Regions from separate parts of the Mus musculus genome. Here region 1 is linked to region 2. A link is a loop called in an ENCODE intact Hi-C map of the cell type or tissue named here. Cell type or tissue: heart. All regions are shown on one strand. Each heading gives the region's core, and the rest is flanking DNA. Links, peaks and the distances in the headings are about the cores only.

Region 1 (11,079 bases), core at 1,708-9,707, 55 kb before region 2:
TTTTTTCTTTTTAAAATTATTTGTACTTAGGTGCTTCTGTGAATAGATATATGCACTTGTGTGCAGGTGCCTGGGAAGCCAGGGGTGTGGATTCCTGCTGGGCCCCTCAATTCCTGTCCTCTGTGAGAGCAGCACAGACTCCCCACTGCTGGGCCATCTCTCCTGCCCTGGTTTTTGTTTGTTTGTTTGTTTGTATATTAGAATTCAAGTGAGGGGGCTGGAGAGATGGCTCGGCGATTAAGAGCACTGACTGCTCTTCCAAAGGTCCTGAGTTCAAATCCCAGATACCACATGGTGGCTTACAACCATCCGTAATAAGGTCTGACGCCCTCTTCTGCTGTGTCTGAAGACAGCTACAGAGTACTTAGAATTAATAATAAATAAATCTAAAGAAAAAAATTCAAGTGATATCTATTTATTTACTTATTTATTTATTTTCATTCATTCATTCAATCATTCATTCATTTTCACTAGTGGGTCTCTGAGCACAGCCCTGCCTATCCCGGAAGTCACTCACTGTGGAGATCAGACTGACCTTGAATTCACTGGACCTGCCTACCTTTGTGTACACCTCCGGCCCAGCTCTTTGTCCCGTTTTGAATAACAGAAGGGAGCCGGTTTCCTGTTTAAGCTGGTAGGCTTGGCCTCTAGACTCCAAGTGTATTTGGAGGCGCTCTGTTGCTCATCGACATTCCGGGTTTTCCATGGTAAGACCGACCCTGCCATCCTAACAGGTGCCAGCCTGGTAAAGTACGTGCAGGTGCGTGGGAAGGATTGCAGCAAAATTAACTTCCTCTTCCGCTTTGATGTGGTGCTGTGATTTGAACCCAGGGCCTTGTGCATTCTAGACAAGCCCTCCACCACTGACCTAGATTCTCAGTCAAGAGGTGGCAATGGACCAACCCATCTGTCACAACCAGGCCCCTCCTGCATTCAGACAACACGGAGGCTTGCTTGCCAGGTGGCAGGTGGCATTGTATGAATCCTCTTAACTGCCTCAGGTGACGGAGCCTTTTTTGGAATCTTTGTGACTTACCAAGAAAATACCTCCTATTTAGAGATGAACTCTCTGGGTTCAGAGACGGGTGTTCCCTCGTTCACCTCTCAGTACGCAGTTGAGCCACTTACCTATCTTGTGCTGTATCGGCAATCGCAAAGGATTATTTTAGTTTTAATCTGGGCTGCTTGGATTTAGAATGGCTGCTACCTGTCCGTAGGAGCGAGGAGCTCGATGGTGTCATATGCCAAACCCGAGCTAGGAGACACAGAGTTCTCCCAGACAATTACGGGACCACGCTGGAAGACTCTCGTGGAAGACTCTTTGTGAGATATCTAACCTTCACTGTCAACTTGACTGGATTTTAAGTTACCAAGATCGGGGAGACCCCTCTGGTTGTGTCTCTGGGGGCAGGCATTCCCAGACGTGTGGTTACCTTCCGTGTGGTATCGCTATCCGTGGGCTTGGGAGAGGTAACAGAGAGAGAAGGAAAACCAGTCTAGAGCTGGCATCATGGCAACCCAACACCTACCCCATTCCGGGCTGGCCGTAAAGTGAGCCGGTCTCCACCATTTGACTTCTGCTGGACAGCTTGGACAGCTTCCTGCTTCCTCAAGCTGAGTTGCACCTGGCACCTGGCAACCACGCCTCCCTTTTGTCTGAATGCAGGAATAGCTCGTAGTCCCAGTAGTCCCATCGCCACCTCTTGATTGCAGCTGTTCCCTGAGTGATCCATCTTCCCCTTCACACCTCAGGCCTTATCTTTACTCAGTCAGCCTTGCTGTTTCTGCTGCCCGCCTTGAGGCTTCTGATACCGTCTCCATTGAGATTTGATGTGCTCAGTGGCATGAGCCCCAGGTAGCATGTCCTGTCTGATCCCTGTAGCTCCTAGGAGTGGCTGTGAGGTTTCCCAGTCACTCCCAACCTTTGCTGACCATTCCTTCAGTGCACAGGCTCTGTGTCCAGGGCATGCGGCTGAAGATGCCCACGCCCTGTCTTACTCAGTCTTGTGGACCCGCTGAGTCGGGGGCTGCGTTTGGGGAAGCTGCTGTCTGTTTCCTTTTCCTTGCGTAGAGCTCGCTATTGGTAGGAGCTGTTTAACTAACCCTTTTCTTTCAGTCCCTTCTCCCCCTCCTTTAGCTATTTATTTGTTGAGTTTCTACTTCTATTTTTTAAATCAACATAGACAATAAGTGTCATTAGTCATATTCACCCATCCATACCTCTCTCTGTGCCTCCTTGTCCCCGCCTTGTCTCTGTTCCTTGCTGTCCCATTTCCTCGTTACCCTCCCCAGACCTTTCCCTCCATCTCATAGTCCTCTTTCTGGGTTTGGGCCTCTGCTCACGCTCTATCCTACACGTGCACATATAGAAACATGTAAAGCTGGGATCTGCATTCATGTGTGCGTTACAGTTGGCATCACATGTCAACCTGACTCACCTGGAAGGAGGGACTCTCAAGTGAGGAATTGCTCTCATCTGGTTGGCCAGGAGGCATGCCTGTGGGACATTTCCTTTACAGTAGTTGAGGGCATGGGGGCCCAGCCCACTGTGGGTGGTACAGTCCCTAGGCAGTTGGGCCTGGGTTGTAATAAGAAAGGGAACTGAGCAAACCTGTAAGTAGTGTTCCTCCAGTGTTGCCCTAGGACACTCTTGTCTTGATGTCCCTCCATGCTGGATTCTAACCTGTACGCCGAATCAAATCTTTTCTCCCCTAAGTTGCTTTTGGTCATAGTATTTAGTTAAAGTAACAGAAGCAAACTAAAGCAATGTATTTTTCTTTCTGGGTCTGGGATACCTAAATAAAATATAGTCAGACCCATCCATCTTCCCGAAAAGTTCATGATTTACTTTGTCTTTATAGCTGGATGAAATCCCACTGTCCAGGGGAACAACATTTTAGGTAGGGGTTATGTAAGCGTCTTCTAAATATTAACATAGTAACCTCTACCACCAGCCTTTGGAGTGGTGAATACTGCTCTTTTCCAGGGTGAAGCAGACTGTGAGCAACAGAGTCCGCTCAGCCCAGCCTCCTCTGCTGAAGTGCATCGTGGTGTCCAGGTTTACCCTTACCCCAGCTCACGAACCCAAAGGGAATACTGAGTTGTAGCAGAGCGAGTGAGCCACCTGTGGCGCCAGCAGGGTCTGAGCTGGCTCACCTCTTTCATAATAGTGTCCATTACCCCAAAGCCAAGTCAGAGGTTAATGTTTACAACGCTGGAGATGTTAAGACCTTTGTCCGGGGTCACAGCCAAACTGCAGCAGAGCAAGACCCAACTCCCCCAGACCTGGAGATCTTGAAGTTAATCTAATCTACTGCTTGTCTGCATGAGATGTGGATAGACACTGGACACTTGCTGGCCTGATAGAGGAAAAGTGGACACAAACACCTGAAAGCTTGCTCTTGGTGAAAGATGTCCGAGGGAGGGTGACCAGGAGTAGTGGGTGGGTTCTCTTAAGACTCAGCCTGGAAAAGGCCTCAGATCATGGAGAGAATGTAGCCACTTAGCGGGGCTGTGAAGAAGCCGCTTGTCCTCAAGATCAGAGCATTTTGAAATTAAGGGAGGGGGGATCGGAGCGTCTCTTTCAGAGTTGAGCACACCAATGTCGGTCTGTGCCGTGGTCCCATGTAACTAGGGCTATTGGACCTGGAGGTATAGGCTCCTCAGTGATGGTTCTCAGAGAACTTCTGACACAGGAAAAGTGGGCAGATGCTGAGGCTGTAAGGCTGGTGGGGGAGCTGGGCTCTGGATGTGGGGCCCCAGACTGTGGTCAGTCTCCCAGGAGATTGCTGCACACCCGAAAGTTGAGGAGCCGCAGAAGGCAGGGCCTTGAGAGCTTTGATCCCGTTCTGAAGGTTTCACAGAAGCAAAGCAGGTGTGGGGCATGCTTACAATTCCAGCATCTGGAGGCAGAAGATTTTTGTCTCAAAACAAAACAATACCCAAACAAAAACAATCACTAAAACAAAACAAACAACAACAACAACAACAGATCCCCACATGGTGTCTATGACCCACCATGGAGAGAGAGAACTGACTCCTGAGGTTGCTCTTTGACCTCCACTCCCACCACATAAGATTTATTTTAAATGAATACATGTTTTTTAAAAAAGAGAGAAAGCTTTCCTTCACTGCTCTTTTCCCTCAGCCCCCCCCCCCCCCCCCCCCCCCCCCGCTTCTCCTCTTAACTAAAAATGGCTGCCCTTGTGGCTGTAATGAGGGCCTCCAACTGAGTCACGGCCTGCTTCAATGACCTCACAGCTGGGCATTAAATAAGCACTTGGTAGAATCATGGGCGAGCGCGCGCGCGCGCGCACACACACACACACACACACACACACACACACTTTGCAAAATGCCACATAATTAATTATTTTCCTTATTTTCCTCTCTGCTGCACAGCACTTCCTTTATGCACATGCTAACAGGTGAAACTTCCAAAGGCTTAGACTCTCACACCTGTGGCACACTGATAATCTCTCCTCTAGCCACTATAAAGCAACAAAACCGCCAGTCACAGTCGAGACCTATTTAACTGATTTAGGGACCATGATGGACCATAGCCACACCAAGCAGACCCCTCTGCTGTGAGAAGGTACCACTGAGGACCCCTGGTCACCTGTCTTCCCGTCTTAGATCCTTCCTCCTCCATAGACCTGGCTCCGTCTCCCTTGCTGCTTGTTATTCTGTAGGACAGGGGACTCCCAGAACCCATTAAGTTGAATGCCTAGCCCCCTAGTATTGTAGACTGTGATTGTACTTTGAGATAAGATCTCTAAAATAGGTAATTAAGAGTGAATTGTCTGATTGTGATAAACTTTTTAATTCAAGGTTAGTGTCCAGATTTCCTCTTTGTATTTGTGGACACTCCATACCGTGGACATTTATTTGGATGCCGGGAATCAGAGAGGATCACGTCAAGACGCTGGGTTGGGGTGGGAGTGCGGGGGTGGTGGCGGTGGTGGGGGCCACACCTAACAGGAAGTAGAGGCCTCAGAAGAAACCAGCTCAGATGCCACCTTCATCTTGCTTTTCCAGCTTCTGCAACTGGGAGGGAGTAATTCTCTCTTCGTTTGCAGCCACTTGGACTGTAGTTCACAGTAGCCAGGGCAGATGAATGGAATCCACATGCCTCCCAGAAGCCACGGATACATGAAGTGTCCCGTTGTCCTTAGCTGGGGCCGTTGTTCTGACCTGTCCCCTGTCTGCTGAGCTTGCCTGAGATTCTCCCTCTGTCTCGGCAGCTCTCACCACACAGCTTCTCCCTTTCCCTTCAGAGTTCACGAGTCAGGTTCTGCTGTAATTCCAGAACGTCTTCCGACGTGGAACCGACTCCCAGCCACCCTTCAGAACGCTGTTGTTGATTAAACTGAAGAAGGAAAGCTCTGTCTCTGGACAAGCAGTCTCAGTGTTCTAAGCAAATTATAGCTTTTGAACCTGGGTCACTGTTATTGTTGGTCCTGGTCCCCCGGCGCCTGTGGGGTGTGTCGTGTGTCTTTGCAGGAGGCTGTCCGGTGTGTATGCTTTTTTGTGTTCTTCCAGGCTATGAACCAACATGGGCTCATACTCTGCAGTTTCTCTTCAACATGCAAATGCTCCAGACTGGTTTGCTTTGGGGAAAACCCCAGTCAAGTCCTTGGGGGATCCGATATTAGCAGTGACGAAAGAAAGAGAGAGAGAGAGAGAGAGAGAGATGGCTCCATTGTGCTCTTTGGCTGCCCCCAAATCCTCTGTCCTGTGCTCCTTTAAGTATATAGCACAGCACTGTTTTTCCGGAAAGTGTTTGTAAAGGGAAGATTAGTCCCTTGGGTTAAGGCAGAACAGGGTCTCTCGTCTTCCCTCTCTCGGGTGGATGGCTGGCCACTTCTGCTGCCAACTGTCCCCTAGTAAGATGAAGGCTTTTGAAGGGAAATTCCACCAAGCAGCCCCATCATCTCTGCTCCTTGGGAGGGATTCCTCACTTGGGAGGAGGAGTTTCATTTTCTAAGAGTCCCTTCCAGGAAGGATAAGGTGCAGCCGGACAGGATTTCCCACAGAGCTGGTAGCTTAGGGGCATGGGAGAGGGAGTTAGTGGCCTTTGATTTCTGGGAATTGACTTCTTTTAAGGGCAAACCTCGGTGCTTAAGTGTCAGCTAGCACCGAACATTGTCAGGATGCGGGAAAGGCCGGCAGCCATGATGGTTTTTTGATGGTCCCTTCAAACCTTGACTGGCCAACTTTAGATGACCCTGAAGCCATTGTGAGTCCCTGTGGAAGGCTGCCAGATGCAACTCTTTTAGGGTCTCCAGCAAAGCACGCAGTGTGCATTTCATTTCCTCTCTCTCGGGTCCGGAGATCCATTTCCTGGTAAGCATTTCAAGGGAAGAGAAAGCTGAACTTGAATGAAAATTTTAAGGATTCCAGTAGCAAGTGTCGTGCCTGCAGTGTCCTTCCTGAGGAGTAATTTGGAGTCTTAGGCAAGAAGCAGCCTGGCCCTGTGTGTCCCGTAGCTCCCCAGGAACTGGCATTGGCAGTGGGCAAGTGTTAGTTAGCCCAGACTTCCTCCCTGGGCCTTACTTCCGTAGGCCTTCTCTGACACAGGCGTCTCCCGTCTCTGTACTCGAGGCTTTTTTTTTTTTTCTTTCTTCCTTCCTCCCTTCAGGCTGTCGAGATGGCTCAGAGGTTAAGAGCACTGACCGCTTCTGCTGAAGGGACTGAGCAAGCAGAGTTGACCAGAGAGAGCAGAGGTCCTAAATTCAATCCCCAACAACCAAATGAAGGCTCACAACCATCTATACAGCTACAGTGTACTCATATACCTAAAACAAAGAAACAAAGAAACAAATCTTTTTTCCTTCCTTCACACCCAGCAAATTGACCCGTGTTCCAACATCCACAAAAACCCGTGCCCAGTGAGGCTGTCTGGGCTGTAGGTTGTGGGTCACCTTTTCTCCAAAGGCAGAGGTGTCTTACCCCGCAAGAGTGGCTTCTGAGATCTGTAAGGGATGCAGACCTTGCAGGCAGCTTTCCTAAGGGAAGGGAGAGTGCCATCCGTAACCTGGTTAGTGGCTTGCCACCGGCAGCAGTCTTCTGTCTCCAGCTGAGGACACTGTGCACTGTGGCACGGAGGGTGAGGTGCTACCAGCCGCAACCTGAACAAAAGGGACGGGCGGGGTGCCCAGTTCCCGGCTGCAGCAGCTCCAAGTCCAAGGCTGGGAGAGAGATGTGCTTATGATGGGCTTCATGCACAGTCGGTACGGTCAGAGAACAGCTTCCTGTGGGATGTGGTGGTTTACTGTGCACAAGTTGTGCTTGCCTGCCCCAGGTCCCCCCAAAGTGCAGTTTCTGAAGCATGCATACCACACTGCACAAACAGCCAAACTCAGTTTCTCACCCGCTGCCAGATTCCTTAGAGATCTGGCGTCTGTTTTGATGGTAGGGGGAAGGGTCAGTGCTTTCTGTACCAGAGTCTCCTGTGGGTTTGTGTTCTTATGTGATGCTTATGCTGTGTGTGTGTGTGTGTGTGTGTGTGTGTTAGGAATTATACCTACAGACTCCCGAATGCTGGCAGACACCCTACCATGGAGCCACACCCCAACCATTACTCCTCTTTTTAAAAGGAAGTGGTCACTTCGACAGGCTCTCTCTCCTTGCTCCTTCCCCACAAAGGAGGAAGACAACCCTGCCCTGATTTACCATGAAATCCAAGGATCATGGGAATGGATGGTTATCTGAGATGAGAGCTAACCTCCCTCCCTCCCTCCCTCCCTCCCTCCCTCCCTCCCTCCCTCCCTCCCTCCCTCCCTCTCTCCCTCCCCCTTAACTCCTCTCTATGTCTTCTAGGCTGGCCATGAGCTTGATATGTAGTTGAGCCTGGCTTTGACTTGATCTTTTTGCCTTCACTTCCTAACTGCTGGGGTTAAAGGTGTGAACCAGCTTTCCCTTACTCTGTTAAAAATCCTTTCCCTCCTACCAGGTGACCTGGTGCACTTGGGAGTATCCTTGCCAAGTATCCTTGGCTTTTGGGGCTTGCATCCTGACCTGTAGACCGGATAATGTAGATATCTGGTATATGCTTTACCAGGGTTAACAATAAATGACAACTTACTGCTTTTTGAGCAGGTATCCTCAAAAATGAACTAATACAACCATTGCTTTTTTTTTATGTAGGATAATGGCTGTTTATAGTAGTCATCTGAATTGGTCAGTTGTGAGGTTCAATGGAACATGGGGGTGGTGGTGGGGTGACAGGTACCTAAGACATCCATGTGTAGTCCTGTCTCCTGGAGCCAGGGGGTGGGGGTGGGGTGGGGCCTGGGGGTGAAAGGGGGTGAGTTTAGCCAGTGATTAGAAGTGAGCAGCTGGCTTTAGAGGCTAGAGGCCGGGCAAGCATAGTGCTCAGACAAACTCAGGGGAACTGCCAAGTATCCAGGTTTCAAAGACACCCTGAGAGGCCGGGAGGCCTCTGGGACCTCAGGTCTCTGTGTTCTTAGTTAGCTGAACCACCTGGCTGTTCTGTTGGGGTGACATGTTTGGTGCCAACACTTGCCTATGTCCTGCGGTGGGCAGTGTGAGACACTGGACCTGGGAGACTCCTGAAGCCTTGGGGTCTGCTCAGGGGGCAGAGTCGGGCAGTGAATTCCGATGTTAGGAGTAAGTTTGTGTTCAAAAAAGAAGGAGACCACACTCCAGTGCAAGTGTCCAGACAAGGCCAGCTGTCCTTTTGATCAAGAGAGTGTTCCCTGGAGGGCAAACAAAGACAGACAATAAGTGTATTTAGATTTATTGTAAGGCAGGTTGTGACTGCCATTTCCCCTTGGCTGGGGTCCAACCTCACAGCTGGGTAGTCTGAAAAACCTGCACACAGGTAATGAACGAAGGGGAGGGAGGCACACTGCTCCAAAGAGAGCCTTTGTGCAAATAAGGGCTTTAGTGTGTATGTGTGCGCGCGTGTGTGTGTGTGTGTGTGTGTGTGTGTGTGTGTGTGTGTGTAAAACATTTGCATAAAAGTCTTAACCAGGCAGGAGAGATAAAATGACTTGAATCTCGTGTCCTAAACACAGTTCTATAGCATTTGACAGAAGAGACTCTTACTTGGTATTTTCTTCCCTTTGGTGTGTGGGAACTCCGTGTCTGAGGGCCTGGGGTTCGGGGTGAGTTTGCTCTAGTTGAGCAGTCCTTCCTTCTTGGTCATGTTCTCTTTGAGTTAGGATCTTGTTTTGTTGTTGTTGCCTTTAAATGTGTATGGGTATTTTGTCTACATGTATGTCTGTGCACCACGTGTGGTATGTATGTGCATTGCCTGTAGAAGCCAGAAGGGGACATTAGATCCCCTGGAACTGGAGGTGTAGCCCTGTGTGAATTGCCATGTGTGTGCTGGGAATCACAGCCTAGTCACCTCTCTACCCACCATCAAGTAGTATTTTTTTAATTAATAATTTTATTTATTTACATTCTAGGTGTTGCTCCCCTTCCCGGTACTCTGTCCCATAGTGCTTCATCCCTCCCCCGCCTCCGCCTCCTTTGTCTCTGAGAGGTGCATCCCCCTTCCTGGGGCCTCAAGTCTCTATAGGATTAGGCACATCCTCTCCCACTGAGGTCAAAAAATGTCTGCATCCCTCTCAGTCAGCTGCTGGTTAGGGCCCTGGAATCTTCTCTCAGCATCCTGTTCATCCTGTAGCCTGGATGAAGGACGAGGGAAGTCATGGTTGATGTTTCCCGATTCCCCTTGCTTCTCCCAGCTCTGCTCTCTCCCATCCTTGGGACAACTTAATGCTCTCTACCCAACACACTCAGCACACGTGGGTTGGTAAGGACGTCCCGGGAATGCAGTGGACTGCAGGGCTTCTGCTCTCCGTGCTGCCTTTGATTGGGACACGCTGGCCCCCAACTTCTCATTTAAGGAGCCCTGCCTCTTGCTGTCTAAGCTATCTCCCCACCCCACCACCTTGTGGCTCCCTGTTGGTTCACTGTGTAGAACCTGTCCTTCTGAGCCTGGCTCTCTTCAGTATCCTGGAATGTGAGTTGCATAGAGACCATAATCTGTGGTCTAGAACTCTTGGAAAGAGCCTTTTGCATAGTACATGCTTAAGGCGTCAATTCCAATGAATTGTTATGATTTCAGCTTCCTGGAGCCTTGCCTTCAGATTCCTGGAGAAGGACTGAGATGCAGGACTACTTGCTATCATGTGCTGTGGCTGTGGGGTGGCTGAGGGCCCTAACCCTAGGGGTCAGGAGTAAGTGCCCCTCTGACTTTGGCCAACTTGAAGGGACACAGCGGAGGTGATACTGTACTGTCTCTTGTGGGTTAGGAATGTCTTCCACAGTTCTTGTCCCAGGCTGGTGGGGGGCTGCGTCTGTGGTGTCCTCCTCCTCTTTCCAGTAAGGCACAGGCACGCTGGACCAGAAGCCTGGCTAGAGTTCCCTCTGGGTTAGCTTGGAGATGGTATTCAGAAAGCTGGGTTTGGTGGTGGGATGGTGGGGACTAGGCAATCAATCCAGCCTGCGGATGACAGCCCAAGCATGAATCAAGGTCTCCTTCACTCCATTGCTTCTGTCTGACATACCCTGTTTGCAAGGGTCTCCTTTACTCCATTGCTTCTGCCTGGCATACCCTGTTTGCAAGGTCGCCTTCACTCCATTGCTTCTGTCTGGCAGGCCATGTGTGAGTCAAAGTCTCCTTCACTCCATTGCTTCTGTCTGGCAGACCCTGTTTGTGTCCTCCTTAGTTGCTTTAGTTTTTCCAACTCTGTGCACAGTTGTGGCTCCGTGGAATATTTTACAGTGAAATTGGAGAAGGGCATCGTCACCGTTGTTGTTGTTGTTAATTTAAGGAAAGCCATTTCAGAAAATGCCCCGAAGTTCATTGTAGAGTTTTTCCTCTTCTCTTTATTTTTTACCACATAAACCCTTTAGTAGATGGCCGAGGGAGACTGGTCAAAGGGTTTTTTTGTTCTCCGAATCTGTGGCTATTCTGGATGAGGGTTGTATGTTTGTAACTGCCCTGATGCTTCAAAGCGTGAACTGGCTCGCCTGGAATTTTCCTCAGTTCTGCCTCACTGACACAGGGCTGCCCACCAGAAAAGCCTGTGGTTTGTAATT
Region 2 (11,079 bases), core at 1,302-9,301:
ACTTCACTGACTGAAATGAATTTCCATCCTGTTCCAGCTTTTAAGGCACCTTTCTGGGTTTAATGTTTGTAGCGGGTGGCTATCTCCTTTCCGGTTCTCAAAGGTGAGTTGGCTTGTTTTCAGAACATTCAAAGCACAAAACAAAGTCTTGATCCAATACACGGATCGTTTCAAACACAGCCCGCCCAGATATGCCGCACTCACCACATTCTGTAGCCACCGCTGCCATTGTTCCTGGAATCCCTTTCATCTTGCAAACCCAAACCTCTGTAGGCACTGGATACCGACTCCCACTCTCCATTCCACCCTGGTCCCTAGCAACCACCATCCTGATTTCTAGCTCTGTGAGCTGGACCACTCTCCAAGCACCTGATTTAACGGACTCCTGGAGTGGTTGTCCTTTTACAGCTGGTGTATATATATATATATATATATATATATATATATATATATATCAGTATCACTTTGAGTAATGAACTTGGTCATGACTCTTCAGGACCAGTTCCTGTGGGAAAATGGCAGTGCGGCCACATGAGTGGTCGTGATGACGTGTCTGCTGCTCCTTCGAGAAAAAGGAAAGGGTTTCAGAGATTCTTTCCTGTCTGCTCTAAGCTCTGAGAAAGCACCATCTTACCTGTTTGTATGTCCTCGTCTCTTCCCCTGCACTCCCCAGGGACTCATTAGTAGCAGACAGTTATTGTCTCTGTCCCCATCTCCAGGAGGTTACAGATGTTAGTCTATCTACATCTGCTTGATAAACTAGTCTTTGAGCCCGAAGGAGTGGGGAGATACAGGGTTTGGAAAAAGTAACTTGAAAATGACCATGTTTCCTGTAGAGGGCCACCTGTGCTGTGTTCCCTGTAGAAGGCCACCTGTGCTGTGTTCCCTGTAGAGGGCCACCTGTGCCGTGTTTCCTGTAGAGGGCCACCTGTGCCGTGTTTCCTGTAGAGGGCCACCTGTGCTGTGTTCCCTGTAGAGGGCCACCTGTGCTGTGTTTCCTGTAGAGGGCCACCTGTGCTGTGTTCCTTGTAGAAGGCCACCTGTGTTGTGTTCCCTGTAGAGGGCCACCTGTGCCGTGTTTCCTGTAGAGGGCCACCTGTGCCGTGTTTCCTATAGAGGGCCACCTGTGCCGTGTTTCCTGTAGGGGGCCACCTGTGCCGAGTTTCCTGTAGAGGGCCACCTGTGCTGGGCCTTTCTCTCCATGGCCTTGTTCTTCTTCTTGGGAAAGGTTAGGGATTGGTGCTTCTGAGAAGTGTGGTACACGGTGCAGTGTGCAGTACTTAGACTGCATGGCCTGAAGTCCATTGTTCTTTTTCTCTCTTGGCAGAAGCAATGCTCCCTACTGATTTATTACTTACAGGCGTCCTCAAAGCTTCAAACATGGCTTTGAGGGACAGGAATGAGTGAGGGAACCACTCATTTTGCAATATTAAAACGTCTGCATTGTTACTTATAGTTTATGATGGGTGACCAGCCACCCACACAAGAGTGATACTTTAGTAAACACACAACCTTAGGGTGAAAAGTAAAATTGCATTCATACACACACATACACATACACACACACACACACACACACACACACACACCACAGACTCACAAGCATGCCAGGCACATGCAAACACACACAAGACACATGCAGAGAAATGCACACATAGACACATGTGCACATACACATACACACACAGACATACATACACAGACATACACTCATGCACTCACACGTGCACACACACACACACACACACACACACGTTACCGTGCATGTTTGGGGGTCAGATTACAGTTTCCGGGGCTCCCCACTCCCTTCCAGCATTGGGGTTCCAAGGGATCACTCAGCTTGTCTTGGAAACTGCCGCTTTTACCCACAAGCCACCTCGCAGGCCCAGTATTTTCCTTTTGACTGATTCTCAGTAAAACTATATGCCATTATACGCCATGGTAAGTCAGGCACTGTCACATTGCTCTATCCAGTTGCTCTTTTGTCCTGACAGAAGGCATATGATGAAAAAAATACTGAACATATAGTCCAAAATGATTGTGCATATAGTTGTTATACAGGAGTCGGTTTTGAGTTCACATGTAAATTTTCATTATTAAACATGCTGTTTTCCAGAAGAAATAAGATATAAACCCATTTTGTAGTTTTGTGTTTTAGAGGCAAACCAGAAAGAAAAACATACCAGGATTCTTAGAGGACCGTAGCCGCTTGTCTCCTTGTCCCTCCCTGAAAGGTTCTCTTCTCACCAACCTTATCTTTTTGGGCTTTCTCACACTGTTGCCTATAACTCAGCTTCACTAGGATTGCTGCGGCCTCTCCTTCTCTTTCCCCCTCATGGGGCTTCTCTTCAAACGTAGGAATTGGTGGCAGAAGGGTGTGCATGAGAGAGAGGTCTTTCTGCTGTCTTGTGGAGCTGTCTTTTCGCTTCGGACAGACTGCCGTGAGCTGTGCAGTGGCAGTTAACCGTGGAGCCGGTTCAGTGGTGCGGGTTTGCTGTCACCCTGTACTGATGGCTCGTACTCGTCAAAACACTTCTTCTTAGCTCATAATTAGGCTTTCTAAAACGTTCCCGAGTACCATGGACACCCGGGGAGCCCTGAGATCCTGCGTCTAGCATCTTTTCTGACATCCTATGGTTGCAGAGCGTGGTTGTCCATGCTTTGACCTGGGCTCCCAAGCCTTTAGAGAGTCCGACCTCAGGGACCCACGGTGGCTTTGAGCAAACCTCGTCTCTGTCCTGGAAGTGGGAGAGGCGAGGGAATGTGGCGGCTCCTGATGAATTGCACTCTCTGGGATCGTCATGTGTGACTGACACTCAGCATGACCTCAGAGCATGGATCCCAGGGCCCTTCCCCGAAGTGGGGGAGTCAGGTGGGGTCACATGCATATCCTCACGGCCAGACAGGCGAGGCTAGTCAGCGTGTGCATGTCTGATGCCTTAGCTGTGGCCTCTGGTAGAAGTGGGGTGAAAGGAAAGCCATCTATCAGGTACCTCATGCAGGTGAATGTTGCGTCGTCCTTCAGAGCTGGACAGATCTGCTAGCCATAGACAGTCAGATAAAGCAAAACAGAAAAGAAATCCCTAAGGTGCCAGACTATCAGACTATAGCGAGAGGCAGGTTGTTGGTTTTGTCTGCGGTTTTTCATTTCCCTGAACCAGTTTCTCTCTCCGGAATGAGAGGGCACAAGCCTGGCCTGGTGCAGCCGTTATTCTCCCGTTATGCTCATCTTATCGCTGGAGGATATTGGGCAGTCCCTGCAGCCTCCCTTTGAGAAACAGCACAGCCGCTTTTAGTTGTGCAATCATGAAGAGGGCGTGACAGCATTACTAAGCATCTCCAGCCAGTAACATCGGGAAAATCCAGGTGGCCTCTGCTTCAGCGAGCTATGCAGTCGCCCTGCATAGCTGCCTGTCCCAGTAATGCCCCGCTTACCTGGAAGCCACCTTATCTAACAGACTGGGGTGGGGTCACGAACACTGCACTCTGAAGGTCCCTCAGGGGTCTACATGCTGCTGCTCTGCCTTGACCCAGTGGTCTCAATACGATAGGGAGTCATGGGGACTAGTGTGCTGAGCCTGGTGACAGGGGACGAGGGAGAATCGACTGAGGAATCCAAGCGCACAGGCCTGAGGCATTCTGGGAGAAGCCTCACACTGAGGGTCGACAGCGGTAAGGGTGAGTTGGTGAGGAATCTGCAGTGTGATCAGGAGGTGTTCACACCTGTATTGGCAGGACTGTTAGACGGGGGTCTCTAGAAGGTTTCTGTGAAAATGGCAGCCGGATACTTCATTAGTTATGAGTCTTCCGCTTTAGTTCTTCTCCCAGTTAGAGAGTGGAGTCTGTCAGGAAGGGACGGCCTCTCGGTGATGTGGGTGACATGAGGCACATGCCGCTGGCCTCAGGGAGCAGGGAGAGATGCGTATGGATGCTCCGTCAGGACTCTTTTTTTTTTGTTGTTGTTCTGTTTTTCGAGACAGGGTTTCTCTGTGTAGCCCTGGCTGTCCTGGAACTCACTCTGTAGACCAGGCTGGCCTCGAACTCAGAAATCCGCCTGCCTCTGCCTCTGAAGTGCTGGAATTAAAGGCGTGAGCCACCACCGCCCGGAAGGACTCACTCTTTATGTGTCCCTGGCCATAGACGGTAGGACGGTGCCACTTACATGGGCGGTGACCCACCTCAGTTAGCCTAACCTAGCAAGCCTGTCAACAGGCAAACCCAGATGTTTCCCTCTGTAATTCCAGATCCTTCCAATCAAGCCTAGCCCTCCCAGACTCCTAAGGGGAAAGCACACCCCACCCGTCCTCCTCGGCAGTCACTTCTGTGGAAGTGAAGGACACTTGTCTCACCACGCTACCCACGTTGATATGTGGCATTTATGTGCATGCTTCTGCTTTACGTTTCATATTTACAGCCAAAAATAATCCAGATAAAAACATAGTTTAACAATGAATGGGCGGGGGTGGGGCGGGGGGAGACTGTTTGCTTTTTAATTTTAATTTTTTTAAATTTATTTTTGTTTATGTTGTACTTACTTGTCTATATGGTACCTCATGCATGCAAGTGCCCACAGAGGCCAGAAGAGGGCATCACGTCCTTCAAAGCTGGCAGTGGAGGTGGTTATGGGCCATCCCAGGAACTGAACCTTGGTTCTCTGCAAGAGCAACTAGTGCTCCCAATCACATATGTGTGTGTGTGTGTGTGTGTGTGTGTGTGTGTGTGTGTGTCTGTCTGTCTGTCTGTCTGTCTCTCTGTATGTGCATATGTATGTATCTGTGTCACCACTCGCAAATAGTCAGAGGGCAGCAGAAGTCATTTCTCTCTTCTGCTATCTGATCTGGTGATTGAACCCAGATCCTTGGACTTGGTGGGAAGAGCCCATACCCACTGAGTCACCTCCTGGTGCACCCGCTGCCTCCTACCCGACCTGACCAGGACGTATCTAAGGATCGTCGTTCCTTTCCCTTCCTGTCTCTCTCCCTCCATCCTCTCCCCGGTGCTGGGATCAAATCAAAGCCGTGCACGTGATCGGCTGATGATGTCTGGCAGAGCCATGGCCTCAGCCCTCGTTCCTGTTTCTGCCCGACGGTTGGTTTCTCACCTGTTCTCCAGGATTTTGACTGGGTTGCATGATAGTCTCCTATAGCACGCTCACGTTGTTCTTTCGATTGTAAACTACAGAAATAAGAACATGGTCTTGTAATACCAGATATTTGGGAGGCCAGAGCAGGGTGTTGTCACAAGTTCAAGTCCAGTTTGGGCAACTTAGTCTCCAAATGAAATGTACAGTGAGGGTTTAGGAGTGCATGTCAATGATAGAGACGAGAGACGAGATTGCCTAGCCTGTGCGAGGTTCCCGGTAGAACCCTAGCCTTCCCCGATTCCCCCCGTGCTCTTAGTTACTCTGCAAATATCCAGTGGGAACAAATGTTAATTGGTAGATTTTCTTTTTAGATTTCAGATGTATATTTTCTACTCTAGAATACTGTTTCATTCTTTTCGATGGTGTCCACTTCTCTCCTAAAATCATCCATCTATCCATTTGTCGTGACCGTGTTCCTCTTTGGCTACATATCCATGATTCCAGCAGTTGTTTTATGTTCCTTTGCTAATCCCACGAGCTGGATATCTATCTGGGCATCTTTCTATTGACACTCACCCTCTGTGACTATGGGTCGCTGTTTTTTTTTTTTTAATTTTTTATTTTTCTCCTTTGCTCGTTGTAACAATCTCTCTACCATGTTGCGTTGGGGGTGTTATACTGCAGGGAGTCTGGATTACAGAGTGTTGGTTTCTGTTTTGGAGGTTGGTCCCTACCAGAGTGGCCCTGTCTGTCTCTCTGTGCATCTCAGCTGCAAGGCGGCTATTTCCATTCTGAACTCAGTCCAAGGGCCTGGCCGACTCTGTAGACAGATCTTTATCACTAATGCATGGCCTTCCTGGCATCGTTATCGAATGGCCGAGGCAGTCAGGAAGAACCTTAGCTCTGTCTGGGCGAACCCTGGCGTTTCATAGCCATTCTGACCTCAGACTCCCACTCTGGCACTCAGCTCTGCCCCTGGACAGCGAAGGCCTTGGCAAAGAGCCATTGGTAAATCCCCACAAAAAATCCCAGGTCTAGCCTCTGTGGCTGTGACCCATAAACTCCACGTGCTTCTCCTGTTCAGAGTGGGCATCTTTTTTCGTTGGTTGGGGAAATGCACTCTGGTTGGGCAGAAAGCCAGGTGAGTCCTGGCCAATACTGAGTTTCCTTCCCTCAGGGCTCGAAGTCCTGCAGTGCCTGCAGTCAGAGTGTGGGGACAGCTGCTTCCTGTGCCGTCCAAGCCAATGGCTGGCTGCATACTGGCGGGCGAGGCCAGCAGACTGGCACCAATTAATCACTCTCTGGTGACAGAGGACAGAGTCTGCCAGTTGTGTCTGTGACTGTCTTCCTCACTGATAATATTAAAGGCACGTCACTGTTCTGTTCTTTGCTTTTTTCCCTCTGATCTCACTGTAGTGAGATGGGTTTTTAAAAATGAAACAGAACATACTAAGTTTGAGACTGATTGCACAGCTCTGGTAGCTTCTGGAACAGCCTGGCTTTCCTTCCCTGCAGTACAGGTGGTCTCAGTGACAGGTAGCCCTGCATGAGAGAGGGTCTGTGTCCCACACAGATGGCCACTGGGGTCTCACTCATCGCTGTGCGCCCTCTGACTGTGATGCTGAGGAGACACATTGCATGCTGTTCTGACTTTTGTTTTCTGTTTAGTTGTTGTGATCAATTTAGGATTAGAGTATGGGATGTCTTTTGTGTGCCTCATTTCATTCTTTACTTGTTCATTTGGGCTTTTAAAATCCAAGGTCTGTCTTTATAGCGCAGCCTGGCCTCTAACTCAACCCTCCTGTCTTTACCTGTAGGGTATAGGGATTACAGGCATGGGGGCCCATGCTTGGTTGTCATCTTACTTTAACTATTAGAACTGGGCATCAAGGCTGGCATTTGGGAGGCTGAGGCAGGCGGACCTTTGTGAGTTCAAGGCTAGCCTGTCGTACGTAGTGAGTTCCAGGACAGTCAAGGCTACATAGACTCAAAATATCAAAAATAACAAAACAAACAAACAACAAAAAAATAAAATCAAGTATTCATTCATAAGTTTGCAGTGTGTTTTCTGCATATAGGATTGACACTTGTTTCAATATAAACGTAGGTGCTAAAAATATTTTCACATAGCCAGTGAAAAGTCAGTGGCCAAAGTCCCTGAGTTCTGTCTCTTTCTGTGGTACCTGTATACTCTCTTCATAATATATAGGCTGCTGTTGTTTTTCTTTCTCTAAACATGGTCTCATTATATAGGCTTACACACACACACACACACACACACACACACACACACACACACACACACAGAGAAATGGGAAAAAAGGGGCTTGAGGCTTTATTGTAGCCCCAGGTTGGGAGAGAGCACTAAACAGAAAATGGTACAGTATGAACCAAATTTTATTATATTTTTTCTTGAATATAGATTTTTTTCTCATATAATATATTCTAATTATAGTTTCCCCTCCCTCCATACCTCCCAGTTCCTCCCTACCTCCCCTCACATCCATATCCACGCTCTTTCTGTCTCTCATTAGAAAACAAACGGGATTCTAAGTGATGATATTAATATAAAACAAAACAATTACACTGGAGTAGAACAGGACAGACAGAAGGAAAAGAACAAGAAAAGGTATAAGAAACAGATAAAGACACAGAGACCCATTGGATCACAGACTCAGGAATCCTATAGAAACACCACCAGATATATACATATATATGTGTGTATGTAAGCATGTATGTATGCATTCACATGGGGGGCAGGGCGTGGTGGTGGAACCTGTAGGGTTAAGAAAAGAGAAAGAAGAGTAAACAAAAGAAACCAAACTCCCCAGCAGGACACTATGAGACAAGACCTCCCAGAGATATGGTTAAGTTCCCTTCCTCTTGGCCACCCTGTTGGCCACGTGGCCTGCCCTTAAGAGTAGTTTGTTTTTCCCAGTGAGATTCCCTTGAAGAAAACTAAATTGTCATTTGCAAGTGGTTATCAATTAGAGATTGCTCTGGACTAGGGATGGGGTGTGAATGCACTTCTACTCTCAGCACTAGACCCGGTCTCGTGCAGACCTGTGCAGACCTGTGCAGACCTGTGCAGACCTGTGCAGACCCGTGCAGACCCGTGCAGCCCTGTGCTCCCATGTATTTTAACTGTAACATCTTTATTACTTTTTTTTGAAAACTTCAACCATGCATGCAGCATATCTTTACCATACCCCTCCCCACTCTTTCTCTAGATCTCTTTCTACCTTTGCCCGACTTCATGTCCTCATTTTTTGCTTTTTTCTTTTTTAAACATGAAATGCCAATTTGTGTTTCTCCTATTTGCATGAGCATGGTGTCGTCCACGGAGTGTGTCTTTTCTCCACCTTGCCTTGCTGGTCTTTACCTTGTTCTGCTGCCTAGGCTGGCCCTGAACTTTCTGCGATCCTCCTGCCTCTGCCTTCCCAGTGTCAGAATTACAGACGGGCCGTCTTATGGTTGGTAACTCATGTTGCATGGAGTTACTTGTATTTTAGTGTTGTTTATATCTGGTTCTCCTTTGCCTTTACATAGCTGCCTGGTCATTCATTACCTGTTGCCTTGGTGTCTACTGCAGTCTCTTTGTTTTCTCTTCATCTGGCAATGTGGTGCACTCCAGCTTAAAGTTAAAAACGAGCTGGAGAGTTGGCTCAATGGTTAAGAGCACTGACTGCTCTTCCAGAGGTCCTTAGTTCAAGTCCCAGCAACCACATGGTGGCTCACAACCATCTGTCATGGGATCTGACGCCCTCTTCTGGTGTATTAGAAGATGGCTACTGTGTATTCATAGAAAATAAATGAATTTTTAACAACAATAACAAAACAAAACAAAAACCCAAGACAAACCGTCTTCACTGTTCCAGGTTCTCGTTCCGACTTTAGCTACTTCTCTCTCCCCTCCAAGATCAGCTTTGGGCCTTCTCTACTTAGCCACCCCACCTTTCTCTCCTCTGTACGTCTCACAAGCTGCTCATTGATCCATGGCACCTTCCTTTGTCCCCTGAAGCTGTTCCTTGTCCCCTGTTCTCCTGCCACCATGCCGGAGAAGGAGACCTTCCCCAGTATCTGTCCACTGCTCTGCTGCCCGAGACCTCAGACTGAATTCATCACAAGTGCTTCTGCCATGTCCCAATTGTGGGTCCTCCTGTGCCTCTGGGCCCTGTCTCTGGCAGATACCCAAGACAGAAGCGCCGCTTCTCTTTCATTTGTGACTCTTGGAGACAAGCGAGGGCCGTTTCCATATACAGGAGGCAGAAGCCATGACCACGTGTACTTAAGTGATATCTGGCCAAGAATTAATAGCACATTCAGTGTTCATACAAATCCTGCATTTTTCTCTACTTCCACCGTCTCCCTACTGAGCTGGTTTACTTTGGTAGGCTGTGGAGTGTCCACTGACATACACGGGGCATGTGGCCATTCATCAATAAGAATGAGTTGATTTTCTCCTGCTTCCTTCACCTCCGTTGCTGTCCTTGAAGATATTGCTGTTGGTGCCAGACATTAGGGCTGTCGTCATGGCTTTTACACCACAGAAGACCCCATGAACATGCGTTTCTCTTTTTCCCGTGCTTGCGAGAGTGTTAGGACAGGATCTGATTCTCCACTCTGCTCATTTATTCCAGGCACTCCGGTTAAGTAACTCGGCCATGGGGAAGACAACCACAGGCCAGATAGTTAACCTGCTGTCCAACGACGTGAACAAATTCGACCAAGTACGTTCCATCTCTGTCAGTTCCTGCCCCAATTTTCCCCCTTTTTAATCTGTTGGAATGTGAGGGTTTTGGTGTAGACTAGGATTTTTTCTGAAGTTGTGACATAGGCACTTTAAAGCCACATCTCAGTTCTGTGTGCAGCATAGGTGTGGTAAGATGTGTTGACCCCATAGAGCCCAGTTTTGCTTTTCTGATGTTGCCTGCAGCACACATCTACAGTGAGTTGGCGGAGAGCAATATTCCTCCCGACTTGGTTAGTGCAGTGATAGTCTCGAGGGGCTACCTCCTCATAGTAATTTTTAGCACATGACAGAGGAGCAGCCAGCTGTCTGTCTGTCTTTCTCTTTTTCTAAAGGACCCAAGTATTGGAGGGCAGGAGTGTGCAGTACAGCCCCCCTCCATGTGGTACCTGGTTCATAGGAACAGTTTGATAGGGCATGTCGCATGGTGCTACCTAGCTAGAATTTACGGCTCTCGCCCACACCCGTTTTTATGGTCGGTCACCTTACAGATTGATCACTCTAGCTTTAGGTCAGATCTGCCCAGCAACCATTCCCCTTTCAGATTTTCATTCATCAGACATACACCTCACCTGCAGAGTGTGGTAGGCGCCATAGCATAGGCTTTTCTGGGGAGACCCAGGGGAGATGCAGTTCACTTGTAGAGCAGAGGGTGGGTTCGCTTCCACACACGAGGAATTAAAGATCGGGACCGTCTCTGGGATGGTGCAGTCTATCCATCTTATAACAGGGACCACGGTCTACTGTTCATCGCACAAGTGTAGCATCTGCAGTGAGACCTACGGTTCTGCCTCAGCAGTGTTAAGCCCGCTCGCTGAGCCCCGGTTCTCTTTGCATTCTTGTCTTCCCGTTTGGAGCATAATGTTGCTGGCATGCGTTCCCACCTGTCTTGTTTTATTTACAGTCCTAAGCATGTGTGGGCTTTGTATCTGCAGGTGACAATCTTCTTGCACTTTCTGTGGGCAGGGCCGCTGCAGGCCATCGCGGTAACCGTCCTCCTCTGGGTGGAGATAGGAATCTCCTGCCTGGCGGGCTTGGCCGTTCTGGTTATTCTTCTGCCTCTGCAAAGCTGCATCGGGAAGCTGTTCTCGTCACTGCGGTAAGAGGGACGCTGGGCTGAAGAGATGTCCTGTTTGGTAACACCAGTCCCCTCTCCGCCCCTGCCTGAGACTGCTACCCAGAAACAAAATAGAAACTTCTTATATTTTCTGCATATGCTGCCGGCCCTTCAGGCTTAGCTGGGGGT

What was found. Peaks named below come from ENCODE experiments on the same cell type or tissue, not always from the same donor. Only the 100,000 strongest peaks of a DNase experiment are listed, where the experiment ranks them.
Region 1: a loop joins it to region 2, with 2.1 times the contacts of the local background. A loop is called at or near these places in 10 of 42 quality-filtered maps.

What each region holds. Positions count from the first base shown.
Region 1 is chr14:118,686,597-118,697,675 of GRCm38, reverse strand. All of the region lies in intron 1 of Abcc4 (ATP-binding cassette, sub-family C (CFTR/MRP), member 4), which reads left to right. Gm41247 (a long non-coding RNA gene) reads left to right here. Exons shown (of 2, transcript XR_874959.1): 2 at 475-2,574. Among named protein-coding and RNA genes, the nearest start is that of Gm41247, 5.6 kb to the left of the region's middle. In heart, for the core only: no CTCF peak of the experiment used is centred there; DNase peaks (open chromatin) are centred at 6,145, 6,535 and 7,155; H3K27ac peaks cover 401 bases.
Region 2 is chr14:118,630,832-118,641,910 of GRCm38, reverse strand. It overlaps Abcc4 (ATP-binding cassette, sub-family C (CFTR/MRP), member 4), which reads left to right. Exons shown (of 31, transcript NM_001033336.3): 5 at 9,724-9,813; 6 at 10,769-10,932. Among named protein-coding and RNA genes, the nearest start is that of Gm52104, 6.4 kb to the left of the region's middle. In heart, for the core only: CTCF peaks have their summits at 4,562 (motif pointing right) and 8,861 (motif pointing left); DNase peaks (open chromatin) are centred at 3,401 and 6,290.